Regions from separate parts of the Mus musculus genome. Here region 1 is linked to region 2. Evidence: chromatin loops called from intact Hi-C (ENCODE). Cell type or tissue: gastrocnemius. All regions are shown on one strand. Links, peaks and the distances in the headings refer to the core of each region. The heading gives the core; the rest is flanking DNA.

The links. Hi-C counts contacts between places; a loop is a spot of excess contacts. Peaks named below come from ENCODE experiments on the same cell type or tissue, not always from the same donor. Only the 100,000 strongest peaks of a DNase experiment are listed, where the experiment ranks them.
Region 1: a loop joins it to region 2, with 4 times the contacts of the local background. A loop is called at or near these places in 3 of 42 quality-filtered maps.

The regions. Positions count from the first base shown.
Region 1 is chr7:58,707,743-58,716,074 of GRCm38, forward strand. All of the region lies in intron 1 of Atp10a (ATPase, class V, type 10A), which reads left to right. It overlaps Gm39019 (a long non-coding RNA gene), which reads right to left. Exons shown (of 5, transcript XR_003946773.1): 3 at 3,644-3,724; 4 at 1,778-1,934. Among named protein-coding and RNA genes, the nearest start is that of Gm39019, 19 kb to the right of the region's middle. In gastrocnemius, for the core only: no CTCF peak of the experiment used is centred there; no DNase peak of the experiment used is centred there; H3K4me3 peaks cover 211 bases; H3K27ac peaks cover 589 bases.
Region 2 is chr7:58,658,576-58,666,907 of GRCm38, forward strand. Atp10a (ATPase, class V, type 10A) reads left to right here. Exons shown (of 21, transcript NM_009728.2): 1 at 1-340. Among named protein-coding and RNA genes, the nearest start is that of Atp10a, 4.5 kb to the left of the region's middle. In gastrocnemius, for the core only: no CTCF peak of the experiment used is centred there; a DNase peak (open chromatin) is centred at 151; H3K4me3 peaks cover 958 bases; H3K27ac peaks cover 849 bases.

The DNA of each region.
Region 1 (8,332 bases), core at 250-8,249, 49 kb after region 2:
AAAATTTAAATACTCTTGCTAGTAAAGAATCAAGTAGGCATTCCTTGAGTTAATTTTTCTGGCTGCCCTATAAATTAAAATTTAAAGCTAGTTTAGTTTCTCTGCTACGAACATATTTTTATGATGTAATTTTTCTCCTTTCTTAAAACTTTTGTATAATACATGCTTCTAAATTAAGTCTTGGATCCTCCAACTCGAATCGGAAAGGTAACATTTCCATGTGCTCACAAAAGTCAGAACTAATATGAGTTAATTAAAGCAAAACAGTATTACTCCATTTAAAACAAAATGTATCAGCGGGAGGGAGGCTGCCAGTAGCTATTTTCCCTAAATGGCTAGCAAGTGAAAGAAGTCTGCTGTTTAACATGTCTGACATTTTTATTTTCACTAGGAAAGCCATTTTTCATATATGCAGTCATTTTAAACTCTTGTTTTCTTTTCTTTTTCAAAAATACATTCAAAGTCCTTAGCATGTGTTCCTATTATAACCAGTAGAAGTAATCCAATGTTTTGGGCATTTACTTTGCCTTTGATGACGCTGATATATTTAAATCCCTGTTCCTGGGGCATGCCACACAAGCACTTTTACTACTGAGCCACACCCTCAATCCAAAGTGTTCCCTCTTACTGACTGGTCACTCATGTCACAGGAAAGTTTTGAATTGATGGGAGGTTCTAAGTGTTGTGAGGGCCCAGGACAGGTGTGTGTGTGTGTGTGTGTGTGTGTGTGTGTGTGTGTGTATGAAACTTTGAGAGTTTAGCTTGTGGAACAGGGGCCTTGGCTCTGTGTGTCCGAAAAAGACAGTTCACTCTGGGAGATGGGCCTATTGTAGTTGCAGTATTGGCTGAGTTTCCCAACAAATTAGACATGGAGATTTTCATAAGTATGTTTTTGATAGCCATTTTTAGAGGACTTTGGGCTTGTTGACTGCTTATCATAGTGCCCCAGTGCCCCATATGATAGACCTTGTATGGGGTCTCAGGAGTGGTAGACTCAGAAACTTGTGCTACATTCTCTCTTGTGTGGCATGAGAAGGCTGTGTACATATACAAAGAGAATCCATGTGGACTCTGGAACATGTGAATGCCCTGTCTGTGGTATAAAGCCCTTGCACACAGTTCCTTGATCTTTGGTTGGAAGTCATGGTAATCATTTAGGGTGCTGCTAATCTCCTCTAGTCAGAATCCTAAAGCTGACCATTACTGTGTGGTGGACATCTATCTCTGGCCTTGATGTTTGTACTGGATAATTGGGTTTCATGGAATTAAACCTCTGCTTTGTGACTTGGGTATAGGGAGTGGAGGGTATTCTGTTCAGGTATGCAGAACTAAACTATCTGGAACTCAGTTGTAGCATCATTTTCTTTAAAAGGACATTCTGGTCCCTGAAGAGAACTTTCTTACAACCTTATTGTTCACAAACCAGATGGATATTTCCAGTTTCTAAGGCACATTGTGTACATACAAAAGAAATACAAATATTTGCACATGTTGTCATCTATTTTCAAAAACAATCCCAGACTCTGACAGACTTCATAGTACCATGTGATACAGCAGGCTCCATCTTTATTGTGTCCTTGCCCTCGTCTGGGAAATTAAAACTAGTTCTTTTCACCTTGTCGTAGACACAAAATGACTTCCCAAACTAGAAAGAATATAGTGCCAAAAGCAGTGTGCAATAGCTTGTTTGAAGAAACTGACTCCCGTCAAGCCAGTTTTACAACTCAGCATCTCTAGGGATCACAAGGAAATAGATACTTCACAGAGTCCCACTTACCTCAGACAGTGATGATGAAAGACAACTGGGTTTGGATCCATGACTCATGGTGTTGATCAGCAGCCATTTTCAGAGAAACTAGGTAGATGGCACCATCTCCAGTCTGGTACCCTCTGTTCCCTGGCACCCTTGCAGATTCTTGCAGACTGGTTTAATCCTGCTGAAAAGGACTAACTTTAATTGTCCATCTTGCCAGTTTGCCCTTAATAAGTTATGTCCATTTTTTAAATAAGTTTAGAAATGTCTTTATCTTTCTCTCATTTTGAACATACATTTTTAATGTAGAAAGTTATAGGATTCATCTTTCTTTTTTTTTTTTCATTAAGTTTTTTTTTTTTTTTTCAGTCTCCTTTTGCTTCATTGTTTGTTAGGAGGTTTGGTAATTGTCTTTCTCTCTCCCTCCTTGAACATCATTACTTATTTGTATGTTTACAATCTAGTTGTGGAATTTTCAGCAGTTTTGTGAGCCTGGGTCTAGCACCCCTCCCCTCCCCTACCCCTTCCCCACTTTGGAATTCATGGAACATTTTTAATTTGTGGCTGTAGTTTTTCATCATATTTGGAAATTTTTGAAAATTATTTCTTTAGCCCCAGCCTGGTTTCTGTTTACAACTGCATCAGCTTACTGTTCTTGCTCTTTTTGATTTTCATGTCACTCACGTTGCTTCCTCAGTTTCAGGATCTCTCTCTCTCTCTCTCTCTCTCCCCCCTCTGTTCTTATAATCGGTTAATCTGATTTATCTTTATAGATTTTTAAATCTACACAGTTAGTTCACATCCTTAAAAGTATTTTTAAAAATGCATTCTATGCATGTCTGAACGTGCTTGAATTTTTCTTCTGACATTTCAGACATGTGGACACATCAGCTGCCCAACACCCCTGTCAGGTCATTTCTACCATCTGTGACATTTCTGTATCTTTCTCTCATAGATTCTTACCCTCTGTAGTGTGTACAATTTCCTGCCTCTTTTTTTTTTTTTTTTTTTTTTTTTTTTGCATGCCTGCCTAACACCTTTTGGTTAGAGGCTCCCATGGTGCACTGTGCCTTACTGAATTGTGGTCATTTATGCTCCAGTATAGACAGATTCCTGAGTGGTTTTTAGATGAGCCTGGGTACATTCAGGGTGGTATGGCTGTAGACTCCCAAGGGGTTTTAGAATCAGCTAGCATACTCTGTTTGTTTCTCTGGAGGCCTCCTTTGCACTTTGCCTAGGTGGGATCCAAGCAGCCCTTTCTCCTGGGCTTACTTTTCCCAACGACTGAGATAGTATCTACCAGTTCACCTGTTGGCCTCTGAAATGTCTGATTTATCTCTCCTGGCTGGTGAGAACTAGAACTGTTGTGGAGATGCTCAACTCAGCATCTCTGACTCCTGCTCCTCTCTTTCCTCATTAAGACTTGGCCAAAGCTCCGGTGGAACCCTCTGAAGACCCCAAGAGGGTACTTTCTAGGGCTTCACTCTGCAACTTCTTGCTCCCTTGCTCCCTCTATACCCTAAGCTCTATGGTTGCTGAGTTTGAGACCAGGGTACTGCCATGCTCCTTGTCTTATTCCAGAAGACTACAGGAAAGGAAATGGGCTGACATGAAAATGACATGCTTTTGGCCTTACAGTAGAATCATTATCTATGTTTCTATCATTTAACGTGTAAAACACAAGTTAAAAATGTGTCACTTGTTTGTTGTAGGTGGGTAGATCATGGGCTGTAATGGCGTCTTTGTCAGAAGTGAGGTGTGGTCATTGCTGCAAAATAATTTATATGGAGTTGGGGCTCTTGACCACTTTTTAGAGTACTTGCAACATGCATGAACCCCTAGCTTCAGTCCCCAGCATCGCATAAAACCAAGGACATTGGTAGCACATACCAGTAATACCAGCACTCTGAAGTGGAAGTGGGTGTGTGTCTGCCAAGGTCATCTTCTGCTAGGAAGGAGTTGGAGTAGATCCTGTCAAAAATAAGAGAATTATACTTTGTTTTTTTTTTCTTAAAAAATATCCAGTTCAGAGGTTAATAATGTATTTGACTGCCAAGAGAAAATAATACTATAAATAGTGTGTTCCCATGAGTTGAAAGAAAAATAAAGGCAACCTGCTCCCCTCCTCCCCCCACAAAATCCAAACCAAAAACGGAGCAAAATGAGTATTTTTTTCCTCTGTACTTGAATCAGGTTGATTGTAGATAAATTAAGACTTAGATACTATCAGCAAAACATTCTTAGAGACTTAGGAACAAATGTAAAGTGTTCTAGGGGAAGGCTTGTGGGTGTGCTCACGGCGCCCTGCCTATCTTCCTCCGCTTTGAATGAAAAGAGAAATGTATTTATTTTTATAGTAATATTTCCTTAGAGTGATTGTTCAGCAGTAGAACACAGCACTGCATATTACAAAGCAGAAACAAACAGCTTTGTCCCGTGTACAGAGCACGATATGAAACTACAGAGGCTCTCTGTGGCAGGCAAGAAGCTTCGGGCCGGTTCCTGTTTCCTGCTTTGTTGTTTTGAGTGTGATGGATACCGTGGTCTTTGCCAGCCAATACTCAGAAACTAAGAGAGCAGTGAAAAAAAAAAAAGACATTAACCTGAAAAATGATTGTGGTTTTAACTCCTACCTTTCAGCTAGGAGCCAAGCCCAGCCCACAGTTTCCAGTTTTAATCTTAGGAAACATTCACTCTGCCGTGTGTGTGTGTGTGTGTGTGTGTGTACATATAAAGTATTTTATTGAATATTTTATTATTTCATATGATGTATTTTGATCAGATTCATTCCAACTCTTCCCCATTTCTTCTTCCTAATCCATCCAATCTCTCTATGCTATCCCCTCAACTTGCGGTCCTCTTTAAATAAGTCCATATTGCATTTATTTAAATCTGTGTGTGTGTGTGTGTGTGTGTGTGTGTAAGACTATCCATTGAGATTGATAAATAAATAAAACTATCTATGGAATGGAATAAAACCATTAGATAACCATAGCTCCCCAGCCAGGGGTGGGAACTCACAGAACCTGTTTTTATTTCATGCTAAAATGTTGACTGGCTTGATCTTTTGCAGGTCTTATGCAGGCAACCACTGATGCTGTGAATTAATGAGTATAGTGGTCTTATCATATCCAGAAGACACTTTCGTTCTGGTCCTCCCCAGACCCCGGCTCTTAACACTCTTTCTGCTTCCTCTTGCATGATGGTCTTTAAGTCTTAGAGATGAAAGTGTGATTGAGATTCACCAACTTGGCCAAGCTCTCCCCTGGCACTCTTCACTTAGAACAGTCCTAAGTTTCTGGGTTAACCACTATTGACAGCATCAACAAACTTTGCTGATGAAGTCTGAGAGTGCACGAATCTGTAGCTGGAGGGATATGATTCAGGGAACAGTTTAATACTAGGTCCATTTACCTAAATAATAGTAATAGGATCATCCCTGGACCTATGAGCTCTAAAAGCATGTGGTATTGGTCAGATTTTCAGTACTTAGGTATGTGTTTCCTTCTTGTGGTGTGGGCTTTAAATTTAATAAGGAAGAAGATTTAACCCCCAAAATGTACATTCCACTCTTCTATTTATTTATTTATTTATTTATTTATTTATTTATTTATTTATTTGGTTTTTCGAGACAGGGTTTCTCTGTGTAGTCTTGGCTGTCCTGGAACTCACTCTGTAGACCAGACTGGCCTCGAACTCTGAAATCCGCCTGCCTCTGCCTCCCAAGTGCTGGGATTAAACGTGTGCGCCACCATGCCCGGCTGCCACTCTTATACCCATAGATATAGCTTGCCATGCTGGTCATTATTAGAGTTCACAGAGTTCACAACTAGGTATGACTGTGAATGGATTTTCTTCCTAATTATGATTAGATCCGTTTCAGAGGGAATAGGTGTTGAATTAGGCTATGAGAGCAAGCGTTGACTGAGTCTGTAGCATCTCATTTGAGTCTGTGTATCTAACAGGGCTATAGCACTCACCCTGCCTACAACTTCTGGTAGCATGTCTGTTTTCCTCTGGCACTAGGGCATTCTGTTCTGTCTTAGTACTTACATTAATGAGGTCCAGCCTGGCTTGACGGGTGGGGCCATGGAAGCCTTAGGAGGCCAGGTGGGTTAGGCTGGGCTGTTGTGGGCATTGTTGGGATGCTGGTTCAAGCATAGCAGGCACTGATGGTGTCTTCCAGTCATCTCACAAAAGCTTTTAAAATCTCCTTTCTTGTAAGTTTTCACATTACTTTCTACCTATCATCCTGCCACAAACACTAAAAATAGCAGAAGTCCTAGGCCAGCCAGGGCTAGGTAGTGAGATTGGCTCTAAATAAGGAAATAAGTAAAAACAGTAGCATATGCACCATCTCCAAGGGATGCTTATTTTCTGCTGGGTCAGAGGGAGCTACTGTGAAAAACCTGAGGAGTCACTGAAGTGTGGAGTCTCCATACTGGCGGGTCCTAGAGCTCTCTCAGCATGCCTCATGATGCTCCCTTATATCTTTCCTTGGTCTTTACCTCAGAGTTCTTTCTTAGTTCCATCATCTCCTTGTTTCCAGCTGTGTGTTTTGCTGTGAGGAATTCTTTATTCTTGGTGGCAAGTTCCAGTCTGTAAGAAAAGATTGCTTCTGTCTCAGAGGTTCCTGTATGTTTTACAGGCTATGATACCCTATAATGTCCCCATTCCACCTAGGAGAGTCTTCTGGATTTGGACAGGGTACATCCTTGAGCTTGTCTGCTTCTCAGTGAGTTATGGTTGGCATGAGCCTATTGTTGTAAAGATAACTTACAAGTATTTATGTGCTTTAATAAATACCATGACAGAAATTCTTGCCATGACTTCCTCTAGGCAGGATGGAAGACTGTGAGTTCTGCCTGATGATACAATTCCAGACCCTTTTAACAGGTCCAGGTTGGGGCTCAGTGTGTCAAGGTTCTTGTCAGTACACCTGATGACCAGAATGTGACCCTTGGGATACCGTGGAAGGGGAGAGTTTACTCCTGCAGTTTGTATTGACCTTTACATGCACATTGTGGCACATCCATGCCCCTCTCCCCATATAAATAAATAAAACGTATTAAAACCAGGTTTGAAAGCACAGCTTACTGGGCTTGTTAGTGTCAGAGGTCTGGGTACCACTCCTGCACTGCCTGCCATGAATAGTGATGCTGTAGGTAGCAGGGAGGATGCAGAGTGACTGCCATTTAGCACTCATGGAATTTACTGTGTTTTCCCACACTCTCCTCTCCCTCACTTCGATGCTTACCACTGGACTTTCATAGATTCAGAATGACGTCATCCCTTGTCTGTTCCTGTGGTTGGAACTGCTTACTCTGTGTGTACCATTTGGTACGAACACATCCCAAAGATTTTGTGGCTATTAAAGGCAGTGACGAGGAAAACCCTATTGGACCCACGATTTGAGGTTTGTTTGGCTACGGCTTGCTTTTGCCAGCCATCCATCAAGGAGAACTTTTAGCGTTTTCAGAACAGTCAGTGTATCCAGACCCCTACAGGCATCACTATGTTTTGAAAGCAAGTACACAAAAATCATTTCCTAGAATATCTCAGATGTAAAAAATGACGTAAGAGACAGGTAAAAGCATCGGACCATGCCTGGCCTCAGACTGGATGCAGTGTATAGGCTGAGCATTGCAGCCACCTCCAGTTCCTTTGTGGGTGGTGGCGGTGGTGGTAGGAAGCTTCTCTGAGCTTGGGGACTTCTGCTGTGGTACCTATCCGCAGCAACTCCATTGCCTATTATAGCAAACAGCTGCACTATGAAGTGACTAGGATCCAGGTTTTTGGATTATCTGGCAGCAGATCACACAGAAAGGTTTGGGGTGTGGAAGATCTTTGAGGATTCCTTTCCTTCTGTTACCATTTCTTCCCTCACATTGCTGTGCACTGTAGAGGATGATAAGGGAACGCTCAGCAGTGTTCTCTCATCTTATGATCGGATTTTTCTATTTGTGTGCCTTGGGACTTGAACTGAGGGCCAGGCAGATGCTAAGCACTCTGCCAAATTGTGACTTTGTTACAGTCCCTTTGGATAATGCTGACTTTTAAGGCAAGTCCCCAAAATAAATGCCACTCTTTTGGGTGTTATAAAAAAGGAAGAAACAACCTTGGGATTAATTTCTTCTGCTCAGACAGTTTGTCAGGCTTGTCTTGACTGAAGTGTTTGTATTCCCCAGCGTGGGCAATCACAAGACAGCTTGCCTTGGTGGAGAAGCTCAACTTCCCCTTTGGATGATCAGCCCTGTTATTATCACCTGGGTGGCTGTAGTGCAGAGGTGAAACTGAGAGGAAATCCCACAGGAAAGGGGGCCATCTGGTTTTTCATTTTTTCTTTCTTCTTTCTTCTCTTTTCTTTCTGTATCTCATTGGTCCTATATTTGGGGTCTTTGGCAGGAAGCCTTCTTTAGTTACATGGTGTCATTCCTAGGATTACAGAAGGAGTGTGGTATGGAGGCCCCTCCTGGCCAGCTTTCCTTGCTGGGAAACCTACTCTCAGGCACAAACTGCACATATGGAATGAGAAGGACTCTGGAGTTTTCCCCAGTAGAAAATGAAAATGAAATAAAA
Region 2 (8,332 bases), core at 52-8,051:
CCGAGGACTCCACGATCGGAGCCCCCAAGGGCGAGCGGCTGCTGATGCGCGGCTGCATCCAGCACCTGGCCGACAACCGCCTCAAGACCACCAAGTACACGCTGCTGTCCTTCTTGCCCAAGAATCTCTTCGAGCAGTTCCACCGCCTAGCCAATGTGTACTTCGTCTTCATCGCGCTGCTCAACTTTGTGCCGGCTGTGAACGCCTTCCAGCCGGGCCTGGCACTGGCGCCTGTGCTCTTCATTCTGGCGGTCACAGCCATCAAAGACCTGTGGGAGGACTACAGCCGACACCGCTCGGACCATGAAATCAACCACCTGGGCTGCCTTGTCTTCAGCAGGTGAGCCAAACTGAGCATCCGAAAAAAGGGTGTTGAGTGTGACTTGCACGAGTCCAGGATGGCCCGCGGAGTAGCCTGGGCCAGGTGAAAATCATTCATCCTCAAAGATGCAGGGGTGCACACAGGTCCCCTGTTCCAGATTAGCACTAAACTTAATTTCTAAACTAGAACGAACCAATGGTTGGCATCTGGTTGCACGTGTTTAGTTTCATCCACATCTGCCCTTACCCTATGCCTAGAATATGATCACCTGAAGTCCTGGCCTCAATCCTTGGCCAAGTCACCATGGCATTTAACACACAGGAATTTATAGCTTGGTCTTAGATAATAGATGTTTTGGGACAAAAAGTTCTGATTCATCGGGCACAGATTAGATTGAAGGTCAGGCAAAAACAACAGTCCATCCATTTAAGTTAGCTATGATCCCGCCACAGTCTGGGTACCATTTTTTAGTCTCCTTGCTCCTTCTCCCTGACCCTGCCGGTGCCCCTCTCTCTCCCTCTGTCCTCCTTTGCCTCTCCTTTTCTTAGGCTTCTTCTTTCTCCACCTTGCTGCAGTGTTTTTGAGATAGGATCTCAATGTAGCTCAGGGTGATGACCTAGTGATGAGCTTCCTTCCTTAGTTTCCCCAGTGCTGGGACATGCCACGAGCCATCTTTTCCTTCCTTCCTTCTTTCCTTCCTTCCTTCCTTCCTTCCTTCCTTCCTTCCACCCCCCCTCTTTTTCCTTTCTCTTTCTTTCCTTCTCTCTCTTTTTCTCTTTCATTAGTTCTTTTTAAAATTAATTAGTTAATTAATTTATTTTTCACTCCAGATTTTATTCCCCTCCTGGTTACCCTTCGACTTTTCCACATCCCATACCTTCTCCCACCCTTTCTCCACAAGGATGTCCCCACCCCTCACCCCACCAGACCTCTAAATTTCATGGGGCCTTCCAGTCTCTTGAGGGTTAAGTGCATCTTTTCTGATTGAACCCAGACCCAGCAGTCCTCTGCTGTATATGTGTTGGGGGCCTCATATCAGCTGGTGTAGGCTGCCTGGTTGGTGGTCCAGTGTCTGAAAGATCTCGGGGGTCCAAGTTAATTGGGAAATTGGGACTTCTAGTCCTCCTACAGGGTAGCCCTCTTCCTCAGCTTCTTCCAGGTTTTCCCTAATTCAACCACAGGGACCAGCAGCTTCTCCTTCCTTCTTCTTCTTTTTTTTTTTGTTTTTTGTTTTTTGTTTTGTTTTCTGAGACAATTTCTTTATGTAACCCTGTCTGACCCACAACTCACTCAGTAGGCCAGGCTGGCTTCTAATTCAGAGATCTACCTTCCTCTGCCTCCTGAGTGCTGGGGTTAAGGGTGTGGGCCACCACTATCCCCCTCTGGCCAAAACTTGTTTCCAGTGGAAAAGAGACCTTGAGGGGCTGCTTCCCAGGTTGGTGACCTGAGAGTTACTTCCTTCTGATGGAAGTCATCTCTCAGAACCCCAAGGCTCTGATGTGAGCCAGGGTTTCCTGGTGAACTTTCTCCCTTTATTCCCCACCTGGATATCCACATGGAGGTAGATCACCTTTGGAGCTCTCTGTTCATCAGCTGGAGCACCCCTGAAGAAAATGATGTCTTGGCCATCATTTGTAGTTCAGTTCATTGTTTGTCTCTGGCTTACCTTGTTGGACATGGCTTCCTAGTTGGATGATATTCTTCATGTTCAGTTTTTTTTTTTTTTTTCTTTTTTCGAGACTGGGTTTCTCTGTATAGTCCTGGCTGTCCTGGAACTTACTTTGTAGACCAGGCTGGCCTCGAACTCAGAAATCCGCCTGCCTCTGCCTCCCGAGTGCTGGGATTAAAGGTGTGCGCCACCACTGCCCCAGCTCATGTTCAGTTTTCACCATGCCTGAAAACACCCTAAGAAGCCCTGCTTTTCAGTGGCAAGTTGAGCCTTGAACATATGAGTGATGATGTTGAACTTATCCCTTGGGATAACTTAGAGGACTGGACATCCTTTTCTCTATACGAGAGTTTTCTGTTTTGTTTTTGATATGGGTCCATGTTGTGTTGCCTAGGTCAACTTGAATGTTTTGACTGCCTGAGCAGTGTTAAGGTTCTGAGAGGTTAAGTAACTTGTAGCTACTGCAGAGTGGTCTGAGCCTCAAACAGGTTTCTCACATTCCTATGCTTGCGGTTTTTAGACTTTTTGTAAGAACCACTGGCACTTTTTTTTTTTTTCTAAAGTATCACATCTTCAATGTGTTAGGCTTAGCAGATTTGGGAATAGGCCCAGGAATGAGTATGAAATAGCAAAGATGTGATGCTTATGTGATGGCCCACATTTGCGTAAGGCCCGGTGCTTGCTCTGGAGAGGCGCTCATTGGCTAGTCACCAGACATGATGACGTGGATGGGAAGGGCTATGGAATTTCCTGAATCCTGTGCACCAGAAGCCTCAGCAAGCCAGTGTGGAATCTTCATACAAAGCCCTCAGTGTCTCCAACTCTAGGCAACCGTGTGTCTGTCCTCTGCACACGTCAAGGTGGGGCTCTAACAAGTCTCTGCATCTGGGAATGTGTATTTCCCACTTCTATCCAGCCTGCCATTCCAGTAGCCTCCTTTTCAAAAATACTTTAGCTTTAGGAAATAGTTTATTTTCTGTTGGCAGAGTGTGGCCCATTTGTCATTTGCCGCCCCATTCTGTGGATGAGAAAACAGAGGCAGAGAACTGACATTGTAAACCCACATCTACTGAAGTTCAGGTTTCCAGTTGGTTCCTGAGCATTTAGTACAGCCTTCAAAGAGGCCTATGATATTCCCCATACTCCCTGCCTCTAAGTTAATTTCTTAGTTTCCCTTGGAAGTTTTCCTTCTCCTCCAGGGAAGGAACTGGGTAGTTTGTGGGCTTGAGAGAGATGGTATGTGTATGTGGAGCCTTACCTCAGGTATCTTACCTCCATCTTTGACCTTTCATCATTCCAATGCAGAAGTCCCCTCCCCCCCTCCTTTATCACTTCCGTACTGTGGGAAGAGCTGTAGGCTTATGCCCCACTTCTCTTCCTTGTTATGGGAAGACAGGTCAAATTCTTCCATTCTGTGAAGTTTGGGATTGATATTATCGGGCCCTTTGTGTGAAAGGAGGAGGAAGCTGAGTTCCATCCAGGGCTGCTGTTAGGGCCCTGAGCGAGGCCCTAGGCTGGGCTCTTAATCCTGAGAAGCAGAGTGATTACTAGGAAACACCTCTTAGAGAAGAAGATAGGTAAGGATCTGGAGTTGCCATGTAAGGACCAGAGAGGGATGTGACCAGAGATGTGCAGAGGCTGTGGGTGCTGCAGATCAGTGATGGTGGAAATGGAGTAGCACATGGGCCAGGGCATAGGGAGACCAAGAATGAATTATAAGGCATATGGAGTGAAGACGGATATGAACCTTGACTCATGGGTCACCGAATTCAGTGGGCTCAGGAAGAGACCTCGGTTAGGTCACTCTGACTAGTACCTTGGTAAGCACAGGAAGCCACAGGCTACTGTAAAATGTGGAAGTCTGTCTTCTCTTGTGCCTATTCCAGGTGCCATGTTTCAGTTACAGTGCAAATGAGGTATTTATTCAATCAGATCTGTTCTCTCTCTCTTTCTTTCTCTCTCTCTCTCCATCCCTCTCTCTCTCTCTCTTTCTCTCTCCCTCTCTCTCACTCTCTCTTTCTCTCTCTCTCTCTCTCTCTCTCTCTCTCTCTCTCTCTCTCTCTCTCTCTCTCTGTGTATGTGTCTCACTCTCTCTCTGTGTTTGAGATGTGTAATCTTAGTCTGGTGCCCAGGCTTGCTCTGACTTCTGGGCTCAAGTAACCCATCTGCCTCAGTCATTGAGTAGCTGGGACGATGGGTGAGAGCCAATACTTTGAGCTCAAAGCATAAAAGCCCTTACCCAGGTCCTTGTCCTTGAAGGTGAATTAATGACATGTCACTCTTCATATGGCATTTTGTATTTCTGCTGCCCAGTCACAGGGCTCTTGAGCTCCTTGCGCCGAGGATCCTCTATAGTGCTTGCCAGGAGTGCAGCTTCCTAGGCTATGCCTTTTAAGCAGTCACTGTCTATGTTCTGAACACGTTTTATCCTCTACTGGATTGCAGACTCTATTTAGGGAGATCCCCTGAGCCACACTTAATGGGCTTGAGAAATATCTGTCTCTGGGACAGGGGTTGAGAGAGCGGGATAGCCCACATTAGCGTATGTTCTGGTAGGAGTCCAGGGCAAGAGTCCCAGCAATGTATAGCTGATAGCAATCTACAGATGAAGTGTCCAACAGGGATTATGTGGGTACCAATTACCAAGTATGCTTCAATACCTTATGTGAAGAGTGTAGATCTTTGCATCAAACTCTCTCTCTCTCACATACACACACATACCCTGGTTACTTTAAATCAACTCTAGATGACTTAATACATTGGAAATACTATGTAAGGAGTTGTTCTTTTGCATTGTTTAGGCTTAATTCTAGGTTGGTTGGGCCCTTAGATGTGTAACCTGCAGGTATGGAGGGTTGGCTGTGCGGTAAAGGAACAGAAGAACCCACCCTTTAACTATTGTCTGGACGGTGATCAGTGTAGCTTATCAAAAGGACACAGCTGTGGATAGACAAGTCAGAAAGAAAGAAAAAGAGAAAGAAAGAAAGAAAGAAAGAAAGAAAGAAAGAAAGGAAGGAAGGAAGGAAGGAAGGAAGGAAGGAAGAAAGAAAGAAAGAAAGAAAGAAAGAAAGAAAGAAAGAAAAGAAAGAAAGAAAAGAAAAAAGAGGTTTTGCCTGACCCTAGGTAGGACGATGTTTATTCACAAAGATGGGCATCTTGTCACTCATGTATGAGATGGCCAAAATGTCTCCAAGGGAAGGTGGGAGGTGGCCTCTTATGGGGTGAAAGTGACTTCCGTAGTCTGCAAGAGAAGCTGAAGTATAGACCTTCAGCAGTAAACCAACATTTCTAACTATGAGAGGATATAAAGAAATGCAGGACAGGGGTGTTATAACTGCTTTCTGATGAAGAGAGTCTTTGTTAGAGTGGGTACCTCAGAGTCCTCTGGTCATGTAGCTGGGGGTGTGTCTTAACTTGATTGGCTATGCTGGATCAGGTGATTTTCATCCTCCATTCCTAAAGAGACCCTGGAAATAGTTATGAGAGGCCCCCAAGCAGATGGTTTGCTTACAGAATCAGAGATTTCCTGGGAAGTTGGAGGGATAGGGAAGAATAGAGGAGAGAGAGAGTGTTCATAGAGTTGATTCAGGGTGACAGTGACTGATCCCATTGGCAGGATTGTTCCACCAAAATGAGCTAGCAGAAGTAGCAGGGAGCTACAAAGCATCAGAGGAGAAAATAGAGGGCTAGTGTAAAAAATTGACAGGGTAAAAGGATGAAGGTTCCTTTTAGCCAGAGTGTTGCCACCGCATCTAAAAGGTCTTTTTTTTTCAGATATTTTAGGAATATATGGATCTTTTGTAGGGAGATAGGTATTGGGAGAGCTTATATGGTACATTTTCTTTGGGTAGAGAGTGAAGTTCCGAAGGGAAACATTTAAAAGACAGGGTAAAATCATAGGTATGAGGATAATAAGGAGAAAGACAGAGTGGGAGGGTGCCAGAGTAATTCTTGCCTGGTTCCTGTGTCTTTAGATTCCATTTCAAACCAGGGTTTGCTGGCCCGGAAGCAGCAATGTTTGAGGAGGACATAGATTCCCATCCTTAGCAGTAGTTGGATATAGTGCCTTTTACTTTCGGAGTACTGTATCAGACAAGGAGTCAAGGTGGTCCTGAAGGATGTTAAGCTGATCTGAGCTAGTGAGACAGAGAGGTTAATCTATGCAAAAAAGGCTCCAGTCTAGCTGTTGTCATTCTGAGTCCCCAAATCAATGTCTAGAGTGGCAAGAAGAGCAATGAGTTGGCCTGACCATGCCTCATTAGGCCCTTTTTAGTGGTCACCGAACTGTTTTATCTCTTGGTAACTGTTTCAAGGGTGACAGTAGGGTGATAAGGGAAGCAGCAATTAAGAGTGTCTCAGAGGAGGGTCCATGCAAGGGGTTATGATAAAACTTAATAGTTGACAGAGATATAGAACATAAATCAGGAGATAATAACTGTACAACTTTGTGGGGAATATTAAGAGACAAGGTTATATGAGAAAAATGTTTACATCAAGATTAACATGAGTTAAAATCGGTTGTACAATTGACCTTATACCCAAGTTCTATACAAGTTCTATAATTAGCTGTTTGTTAACATCAGACTCCTGTAAGTAAGGAACAAGAAACAAGCTCTTTGGAAGCTTTGTAAATAAAGTCAGCATCCAAGGAATGAATCTGAATAGAAAGTGTCTGTCTTAGTTAGGATTTTAGTGCCGTGAAGAGACAACATGACCAGAGCATTTCTTACAAAGGAAAACATTTAATTGGGGCTGGCTTGCAGTTTCAGAGGTTCAGTTATGGTGGGAAGCATTCCAGTCTGACATGGTGCTGGAGAAGCTGAGAGTTCTACATCTTGATTCATAGGCAGCAGAAAGAAATTGTATGCCAGACTGGGCCTAGCTTGAACATAGGAGACCTCAAAGCCTGTCCCCACAGTGACACACTTTCTCTAATAAGGACACACCTACTCAACAAGGTACTACCTCCTAATAACAACACTTCCTATGGGCCAAGACTTAAACATATGAGTCTGGGGGCCATATCTATTCATACCACAACAATGGTTAAGTGGTATTTTTTGCTTTCCCATATGATGAACTTTGTATATTTGTTTTAAATATTATTAAATATTAACAATACCAGCTATTATTTAATGAACAAAACCAGACACAATTTGATAAGCTAAATATTTTAAAATTTGGAACTGTCACCTTAAATGATCATACCATACCATAGTATTTGAAAACATGGCAATACATATTTTGCTATCATCAAATTGTTAAACCCAAGGTTATATAGTAAATACATTTTATATGTCAAGCTGTGAAAAGAGTTAATGTAATTTTAAGTTGTATTCTCCCAAAAGAAATTATTTTCAATTTCCATTTTAAAAGTATACTCCCAGAGATAGTGACTGCCTTGCTTTTTCCTCAACAGTTACTTTTCGAGAACACTCTAGAACAGTGGTTCTCAACTCCCTTAATGCCATAACCCTTAATACACCTTATATTATGGTGACTCCCAACCAGAAAATTATTTCATTGCTACTTCATAATTGTAAGTTCGCTACTTTCTAGGAATTGTAATGTAAATATTTAACATGGAGAATATCTGATATATGACCCCTGTGAAAGGTCATTCGATCCCCAAGGGATTGAAACTCACAGCTTTAGAACCAGTGAACATCCTAGAGCATCCCAAGTCACTACCCAAGTCAGTGGCTACCATGTGAAGAGTAAATTATTTACTTTACAAAAATTTTCAAAACTAAGCCCACTAAGAGAACCTTTTTTAAAAATCTACCTTCCCATTCCATACACTCGGCCAACAGATGAAAACAATCAGTCATATAACGTCTGTAATAAAGAATTTACCTTACAGATTGAATTAACAAAGAAGGCTAAAGCCAACTCTTTACTCCTTTTGTCTACAGGCAAATCTTTAGGTCTTCATGTCCTGACAACAGTAAGCGTATTTCTTAATACCTTCCTGCTTAAAATTAGACTGCCTGTTTAGAGGCATAATTTGTAAAGCAAAATAACAAAATTAAATTAGTATTGGCTTTTGGAATGTTTTAGAAAACATCCATAGCATCATTGCCAAACTCTTTGTACTACTTGGATCATATGTTATTCTACAAATAAAACTGTCAAAGATACTATTTTGGTATTCTGAAGGATTTTCCAAAACTGTGAGTTTGATGACCAAGTATTTGGGATTCTCCTTTAATGAGGGGCCTTGGATGGTTAGGTTATTGTCCCTGAAATTAGCTTTTCTTAAGAGGAAGAACTGAATGCCAGGGTAAAGAGCATGACAAATTGAACTATCATGTGGTCTCATGTTAGTTAGGTGGTAGGCT